Regions from separate parts of the Mus musculus genome. Here region 2 is linked to region 1. The links are chromatin loops, found by intact Hi-C in ENCODE. Cell type or tissue: left cerebral cortex. All regions are shown on one strand. Each heading gives the region's core, and the rest is flanking DNA. Links, peaks and the distances in the headings are about the cores only.

Region 1 (4,389 bases), core at 1,024-3,523:
TCTAGAAAGTTTTAGTTATTGAGGTAAGGTGAGTTATACAGAGTAGTGCCACTTTATGAATCAAAGGTAGCATTTTTAGCTAGGCTAAGTTCTGAATTTCTAGGAGAATGGATTTTTTTCTTTTCTTTAGGTTGACATCCAAGTTAACAAGTATAAAGTCACCTTTAACAATGTAGATGATGTTCAAATGATGCATTGCTATTTGAATATGATAAAGCTAACTTTATACTGTGCTTCACATTTCCCACAGTCGACTATTACTTTATATGTTTGAATCTAGCTTTCCACGTTTTAGCAAGGCATACACTGGAAACTTTTGTGTTTTCATACAAATGGTAACAAGGACAACAACCAATGTTTTTACTCTTTTATACAGTTTGGAGTCATACTTCATTCATACTGACTCATACGTTTTATATAAATACCATGTGTATGTATCAAAGTGGAAGCATTTATTCCAAATAGTTTCTCATGGCTTAGAGGGAAACAGTTGAGACACTTGGACAGTGTGGCACAAATTTTGCCTCTGTGAAGTTTAAACCAGTCATTGCATTATACATAGGATTGAAAAACAAACATACACCACTGAGCCCAACTTAGCCACACCCTCGGGTCAATGTGGGTCAGAGATAGATCTACTTATTCATCTACCTGCTAGTGTTTAGTCTATACGTGTTTCCTTAGATCTTTAGTTAATGCACCATGCATCAGATCCAGGTGTGAGTTAAACCTGGACATTGGAGAGTAGGGGATTTTCTGAGGGAGACTGTTCAATTTCTCAATTTATTTCCTTATATGCAATTCCAGTATTTTGTTATTCTGTTTTGGAATGGCCACTGCATCTAGATGTTTTCTTGTGTATTTCTCCAGTTGCTACACAATCATGCTTCTACTTTAGTAAAAAATGTGGGATGATTGGGAAGTCAAAAGGAAGAACTACTAGAATTTTTTTTCAATCATGGAAGTCAAAAGGTAGAGAGTCTGTTTTATAGAGATCACTGACAGTGGTGTTAGACACTACTACATTTCCTGTTTCCTGACAAAGCTTCTGCTAGAGATGGCAGAAAAAATGTTGCAGTGAAAAGTTGATGGCTCTAAAAAGCTGATTCACAGCATTGTGCCCCTCTTAGTATGATTGTTGGTTAAGTTCATTCAGTGTTCACTTCCTTCCTGAATGATGAAAACAAAACTAACACACAAATGTAAGTAGGGAAGCACAAATGGTGGTGACAGTGTCAATGTTCAGCTCTCTGTACAGTTGGGTGACTTTACAAAAGAGTCCTGAGTCTGAAAATTCTGAAACCTGTGGTATATTCCTCACACCAGAGCATTCTCTAAGAAAATTAAGCCAAGGGTTAATTTCATTCTTTCTTGCCCTTAAAATAAAAAATGAAGACTGAAGACCCCACCTGGTTCCCTAGGAGGCAGGACTGGCTTAATTTTATTATCTGGTTCTTTCTTGTTCCTCTTTTGTGGAAGTCAAGTGATTTATTTCTTTCTCTAAGGCAGTATCTGGGACCCTCTTTTATGGTCTTTCTCTTTCTTCCTTCCTTCCTTCCTTCCTTCCTTCCTTCCTTCCTTCCTTCCTTTCTTTCTTTCTTTCTTTCTTTCTTTCTTTCTTTCTTTCTTTCTTTCTTTCTTTCTTTCTTTCTTGTCATTGAGTTGGCAGCTGTTTCTAATGATGCCTTCTCACTTCTCGCATTCCGTTCTTTTGCAGTTTAAAAGGCAGTAATTTTCTAACCTTTTGGCTCAATATACTTCCAACCACCAAATTATTTTGCTTCCTTTAGTTGGGAACCACTTTGGTAGGGTGGAGGATGCTGGGCCACTGTGCCTTTGGAATGAGAAGCTTGGAGTTTGTATCAGGAACAACAAAGTTTGGCAGAATCTATAGCTTTGGGTAGAGGCCCTTGGCCTCTAGAAAACTGTTAACATTCCGTGCATAACCTAGTCTTAAAACTCTGTAGTTCTGATCTGTTCACAGCACGGAAATCCTTTGGAGATTTAGCTGAAGTTGGTGACAACAACAGGCTGCCAAAGGCAGGTTTTCCTTTCTGCCCAGCAGTCTTATATTTCCTAGACTTGCGAAGGGGTTTGTGTGTAGGGGTGTGGGGTGTGGGGTGTGGGGTGTGTGTGTGTGTGTGTGTGGGTAGGGGGTAGGGCAGTTACTTTCAATATTCATCCTAGTGGGCTCTGCTAGGCTGAGCAATGTAGTGGAGCTGCCATCGCAGGAGGTTTCTGTTGCCACGGAGATGACCTCTGACCCCGAAAGCATGAGTGGCCCCTTTGCGGGTTGCCTTGGTTGCTATGGCAACTGCAGTATCCAGGATCTTGGCGCTGGAGCAACTTGGGAGCAAGGGCTAGGGAACAGCTACTCTGCCCTCTTCTTTCTAGGATGGGAGCATGGTTGTTATGTGGAGCCCAGACTGCCCTATCGAAGATCCAAGGAAATAAGTAACAAGTCAAAAACTTTGACAGATTTGTAAGTAAAAATCAAAACACTTCTGGAAATAATTATATAGGATAATGAGTTCATTTTTCTTGACTTTTTTTTTTGAAAATCTTAGGGATGGAAAAATGATTTATAATGTAGTCAAGTGTTTTTTATGATTATATATAAAGTTTTGTTAATAGTAGGCATTTTTGCACATATTTTGGCTGGTATGAGAAGCCAAGTAGTACAATTAAAAGCCAGGTTTTCAGATGGATTGTTCCAAATTGGCAGGAAAGGAAAAGGAAGTGAAAAACCTTGTTGGGTTTATATATGTAGTGTACTTTTGCTTCCCAGATGCAAATGAAAGTGCTTGTAATTAAAACGTCTTCCCCCTCTGTAACATTTTGTTGTCTGAGCAATTACAGTGGATCACTGAAGTGAGCCATAACCTTTTCTACAAAGCTGTCTCTTAAATAGAGTGTAGCTTAGGAGGATTCACCATCTCTCTTCTTCACATTTTCTATATGAAATATAGTACCGAACTGTACCTGAAAAGCAAAAATAAAAGGGTCTAAAGACCAAAAAAAAAAAAAAAAACCCAATATTCTTTAAGTGGGATTAAAATGAAAACAGTCTGAACCTTGTATTCCTTCACTGTATTCCTGTTGAACATCAGGTGTTATAAGCATTAAGCAAAGAAAGACTTTGTTTGCTAAGAGACCTTACTTAGTTTGCCAATTAAACACTTAACATTCGTCATTCTGTATTACAGTTTTACTCTTAGGTGAATTTAAAAAGTAAGCCAATATATTAAAAGTGTCCCCTTTTATGATTAACATGGCTCATAAGATTTAGATTTTTTAGATTTTTTTTATTAGCTAAAAAATATTCTTCCATTTACAATGGTAACTGAATGAAGTAAAAATCTTTGTATATCATATATATAATAATAGATACTAAATAGGAGAAAGACGTTTTAAAAGTTAATTAAATAAAAATACGGAAGTATACATTTTAGGGGGTACTATAGGATGTTTTGACAAATATATGTGATAATATAGGAGATACTTTGAGTAAATGGATGATGAATGCTAGAAATATTTAAGGGTACAGGAACCAATCTAATGTGGGATATTCTAGCTTATCTTCTATTTCTATAACTGTACGAGACCAAGTAATTTAATGAAGAGAAGTTGGCAGTTGGTGGCTGTTTGGGGACGGAATATCATTCACTCTTTAAGATATGGCCACTGGGCTGGTGAGATGGCTCAGTGGGTAAGAGCACCCGACTGCTCTTCCGAAGGTCTGGAGTTCAAATCCCAGCAACCACATGGTGGCTCACAACCACCTGTAATGAGATCTGACTCTCTCTTCTGGAGTGTCGGAAGACAGCTACAGTGTACTTACATATAAAAAAAAAAAAAAAAAAAAGAAGTAAGATATGGCCACTGGTAGGCTTTCCATGCTCTAGTAAATGTGCCTCCACCCATTTACTTAGTAGCCTTAGTAGGCTATCAGAAAGAGAGAAAAAAAAAAAAGAAATGAAGTTGGGGGAACATGATGAAAGAAATATAGGATTTAGGGGCAGGAGATAGGGAAGTAATATCATATTTTGTTGTACAGACATATGAAGTTACCAAAGAATGAAAAAACACAATAAAAACTATGAAGCTCCAGAATAAACAGTTTACAAGTCTTCAGACTGGTAAATAAAAAAAATCTGAGTATAAACCAAAGTGATTTGATGCTAAGGCAAATACCCTTAAGTATCTACACTGTAGCTGTCTCTTTACAGAGCATGGTAGGCATATACATACACACACACACACACACACACACACACACACACACACACACACACATTATATATATACACAAATACATATTTGTTTTTGTGAATCATCTTGACATAAAACTAAAATGAACCACTACAAATTTGACCTTTAGAAACCTGG
Region 2 (4,389 bases), core at 1,140-3,639, 270 kb after region 1:
TTGCAGTGGGACCATCAAAACATCAAAACACTTGAAGGGTATGACTTGTCTGATGGCTCTCATACAATGACACAATAGTGCACCATGTATGTATCCTATAATATTTGTGCAATAATACATAAATGACATGTCCAAAATCAGCTCCATAATTTCTTATTGTTAGTTGTGATATAGGAACTAGAAAGAATCCATGTTTGTACAGACAGCACAGTGAAGATCTGGATATTTGCTGCCTAGCCTTAGGGACACTGCAGTAGGGACGAATAGTTCTTAGGGAGGATTGAGTAAGTGGGTGGGAGCTACCTGAAAGGCAAAGATATATGATTATGGTACATTGATTTATGTAAACAAGACATTCAGAATTGAGAAGCTTTAAGTAATTATGATGAAACCATAAACAAAAACTGAGATGTGTTCTTTATTATACATATCTGGGATACACAAGTAGCTTGGGTTACAAGAAACTTAGGTTCATTATTTTCCACTGATGTCTCTTCTAGTTTTAAAATGTTGGTATCTCATTATTTGAAGACACAGCAAGTACAACTAAATGCCTTGGCTGTGTCTTGCTTGAGTAGTGTGAAAGAATCCAACTTTGATGTGTATAAACAAATTGTCTCCAATTATACTTTTTGCTCAGAAATCTTTGCTTATCTAGAGTATGTCTCCAGAGGATAATTAATTTTATAGAGACAGAAAACACTATTTGGTCATAGATTTTGGCTTTTAACTTTTGTCAATTATCTCAATGTTTTTGATAGAGATTGTTGAAGAGGGATGATTGTAGTATAAATATACTGTGACCACTGGGAGGAAAAGTAAAAGCCGATTTTATTAAAAAGTATCTGCCAAACAGTAGGTGCCAAAGGGTCATGTGACTGTGTAACACACAGTAGGTCAGTGAGAACTCAGGCCAAACTAGCACCCCAAACTTGGCATAGTTTAGAAATTACTTCATTGCTATTTCTAAAATATAATGGACAGACTTGCCTAGTTTTAGATTCTTATAATTGTTTCATATTTTGTTAGGTGTTGTCTAAATGATGCAGTATTCTGTATTTCATCCTTTCTTTGTTCAAAAGTGCTGTTCTTGTCCACTAGGGCAACATGGAAGACAGTAAGGAAAGTAATGGTTCTGTTTCTCTCTCTCTGTCTCTCTGTCTCTCTCTCTCTCTGTGGTGTGTGTGTGTGTGTGTTTGTGTGTGTGTATGCAATAAACCACATGCCTGGACAAGTTGAGATCACAGATACAGGGACGGGTGGTTTTCTTCTTTGCTATCTATAAGTGGTAAATACTAATGCTAATATGAATTGCATTTACTTTGGTTTATATCATATATCCAAGCGTGTAATATTTTATGTCTCACGGTATTTTAAATTATAATTTATTTATTTTGTGGGCTGTTTTACAGCCAAGCATGTTTCCTATGTTGGTCTTAGGAGATATTTTTAAGAAGTCCATTCTGGTTGCTACAGTGTTCTTTTCAATTGGATCATTTTGAATAGGGAACCAACTTTAAAAACAATGCTGTGTGTAGGTAGGTAAGAGCTTACTATTTTTTATTAGATTTTGTTTTTGTTGTTGCTAATATGGGGAGAGAACAGTGCAGCAGTTGAGAGCTCAAGCTTGTGAGAATAGTACTTCATGTCAACTTCTAGCTCTGCTACTTAAGGATGATCTTGTATTTAAGCTGTCTGTCCCTTAATTTCCTCACCTACACAATAAATATTAGGATAATAATAATGCTACACCCTTCACAAAGTGGTTATGAGGATCATGTGACTTAAAACTTATAAAATGTCTAAACAAAACTTAATATATTAAATATATAATAATTGTAAGCTATCAGTTTTTCATTCCAGAATGAATGGTGTTATTATTGTTAGGTTTAGAATAACATTGTCTCATTGCATAAAGTTACTTGTCACTATGCCTGAGACCTGACTTCCATCTTCAGGGGCTACATCGTGTGGAAAAATTGTCCTCTGACCTTCATATCTGTGCATCTCTGTCTCTCTGTCTCTCTTCCTCTCAATACATCTTTTTAAAAAGACATAATGGTTGAATTTAAAAGTCTATCATTGTCTGAAGAATTTTGGGTAAGACATATTTTCCGTTTTAAAATATTGCTTCATCCCATTGAAATATTCTCCATCTCATCAAAATGGACAAGCTGAGACATCTAAAGCATATAAAGATGCATAGATGTATTTAAATCTCATTGGAATTAATTTTAAAGTCCCACATGTAGACAAATTCTATTTATAGGCAGTCTTCCAGATGTCACTTACTGGGTTCCAGAGTGTCATCCAAAGTCCTGGCTCTTGTTCATTTTAACACTTTAAATATGACTTTTAATAAAAACCTAATCTCAGGCATTTCTAAAAAACAATCAGATCTTAACCAGAAAACATTTTTAATACTGTCATTCCTGTAATATTGGTATTTGTTGGTGTGGTGTGGAGACTAAGTACTGTTGGGCTTCTTTCCAGTGCAAAGGGACCTGGTATTGCCTAAATGAGCTGATCCTGAATTTCAGATAGATCAGGGAAATGACAGGATCATAAAAAAAAAACTGACATGTTTTTCTAGTGTGTGTGTGTGTGTGTGTGTGTGTGTGTGTGTGTGTGTGTAGACAGCTTCCAGTAATTCTCTCCCGTGATTTCATAGTTTAAAGAAAGATCCTATTGATACCTTAAAGAGGTTTCTTCTTAAAAATCTAGAGAATCACAAGAGATAGCTACATCTGGGTCCTTTCAATAAAATCTTGCTAGGGTATGCAATGGTGTCAGCGTTTGGATGCTGATTATGGGGTGGATCCCTGGATATGGCAGTCTCTACATGGTCCATCCTTTCATCTCAGCTCCAAACTTTGTCTCTGTAACTCCTTCCATGGGTGTTTTGTTCCCAATTCTAAGGAGGGGCATAGTGTCCACACTTCAGTCTTCATTCTCCTTGAGTTTCATGTGTTTAGTAAATTGTACCTTATATCTTGGGAATCCTAGGTTTGGGGCTAATATCCACTTATCAGTGAGTACATTTTGTGTGAGTTCCTAGCAAACACAGAAGTGGATGTTCACAGTCAGCTAATGGATGGATCACAGGGCTCCCAATGGAGGAGCTAGAGAAAGAACCCAAGGAGCTAAAGGGATCTGCAACCCTATAGGTGGAACAACATTATGAACTAACCAGTACCCCGGAGCTCTTGACTCTAGCTGCATATATATCAAAAGATGGCCTAATCGGCCATCACTGGAAAGAGAGGCCCATTGGACATGTAAACTTTGTATGCCCCAGTACAGGGGAACGCCAGGGCCAAAAAGGGGGAGTAGGTGGGTAGGGGAGTGGGGGTGGGTGGGTATGGGGGACTTTTGGTATAGCATTGGAAATGTAAATGAGCTAAATACCTAATAAAAAATGGAAAAACAAAACAAAACAAAACAAAAAAAATCTAGAGAATCATCATTAAAATGTATAACAGTGGGGACCTTTGTTAAATTTAACATTTTAAAAAAATCTTGATTTAGACACTTTACAAATAAATGATCGACAAATAGTTTTGAACTTCTCTAGTTCAAGATGCCTTTTCACCTGTCATTAATGGATGTTCAACACCAACAACCAATAAGGCCAGGAAACCTTTTTGTGAGTTTACTCTGGAATTTTCCCTTGATCTTCACGTCAAGATGACTAAGATAATTAAGTTTACTGTGTACAAAGATACAAGCCCTAATAAACTAAAAATATTTAGCATTCATAATTGTTTTTACTAATAACATCCATGCAGTTTACATGTTTGCTTGTGTGAGTGAGGCTGGATACCAATCATAATACTGAATTTCCATGGACTAACTCCTTCTGGTAGGAGGGCAGAAGTATTCCTGCTCTGTTCTTTTAAGTACCTCGGGGAGGAACTCACAGAACTTGTCAGGAAATGCTGCCTGAGTATCTAAGCATGGGTAGGGGTATATATTCAATTTGTAGTCTACATTGTACAAAAGTATACAAAATAAACTTTAAAGAGAACTAAGAAGTCATGAAAGATAGGACTGAAGTCATCCAGATCACCACTAAATCCTGCTCTCTACCGGGATTTCTGACCTACTTTAAAATGCATCACATCTGCATTTTTGTTGGTTTTGCTGTTTAGGACTCAATGTCTTAGCCTAGCCTCTTGTCCAAAGCATACACATATATCTATCTTAATGTAATAATCCTTTCTTTAGGTTAGGGGAGTTTTCTTCTATAATTTTGCTGAAGATATTTACTGGCCCTTTAAGTTGGAAATCTCCTCTCTCTCTTTTTTTATACCTATTATCCCTAGGTTTGGTCTTCTTACTGTGTCCTGGATTTTCTGGATGTTTTGGGTTAGGAGCTTTTTTCCTTTT

The links. A loop is a pair of places that touch in the nucleus more often than their neighbours do. Peaks named below come from ENCODE experiments on the same cell type or tissue, not always from the same donor. Only the 100,000 strongest peaks of a DNase experiment are listed, where the experiment ranks them.
Region 2: it touches region 1 in a loop (2.1-fold over the local background); 8 of 42 quality-filtered maps call a loop at or near these places.

What each region holds. Positions count from the first base shown.
Region 1 is chr14:124,667,826-124,672,214 of GRCm38, reverse strand. The region is part of intron 1 of Fgf14 (fibroblast growth factor 14); the gene reads left to right. Among named protein-coding and RNA genes, the nearest start is that of Fgf14, 7.1 kb to the left of the region's middle. In left cerebral cortex, for the core only: no CTCF peak of the experiment used is centred there; a DNase peak (open chromatin) is centred at 2,268.
Region 2 is chr14:124,402,755-124,407,143 of GRCm38, reverse strand. The region is part of intron 1 of Fgf14 (fibroblast growth factor 14); the gene reads left to right. Among named protein-coding and RNA genes, the nearest start is that of Fgf14, 270 kb to the left of the region's middle. In left cerebral cortex, for the core only: no CTCF peak of the experiment used is centred there; no DNase peak of the experiment used is centred there.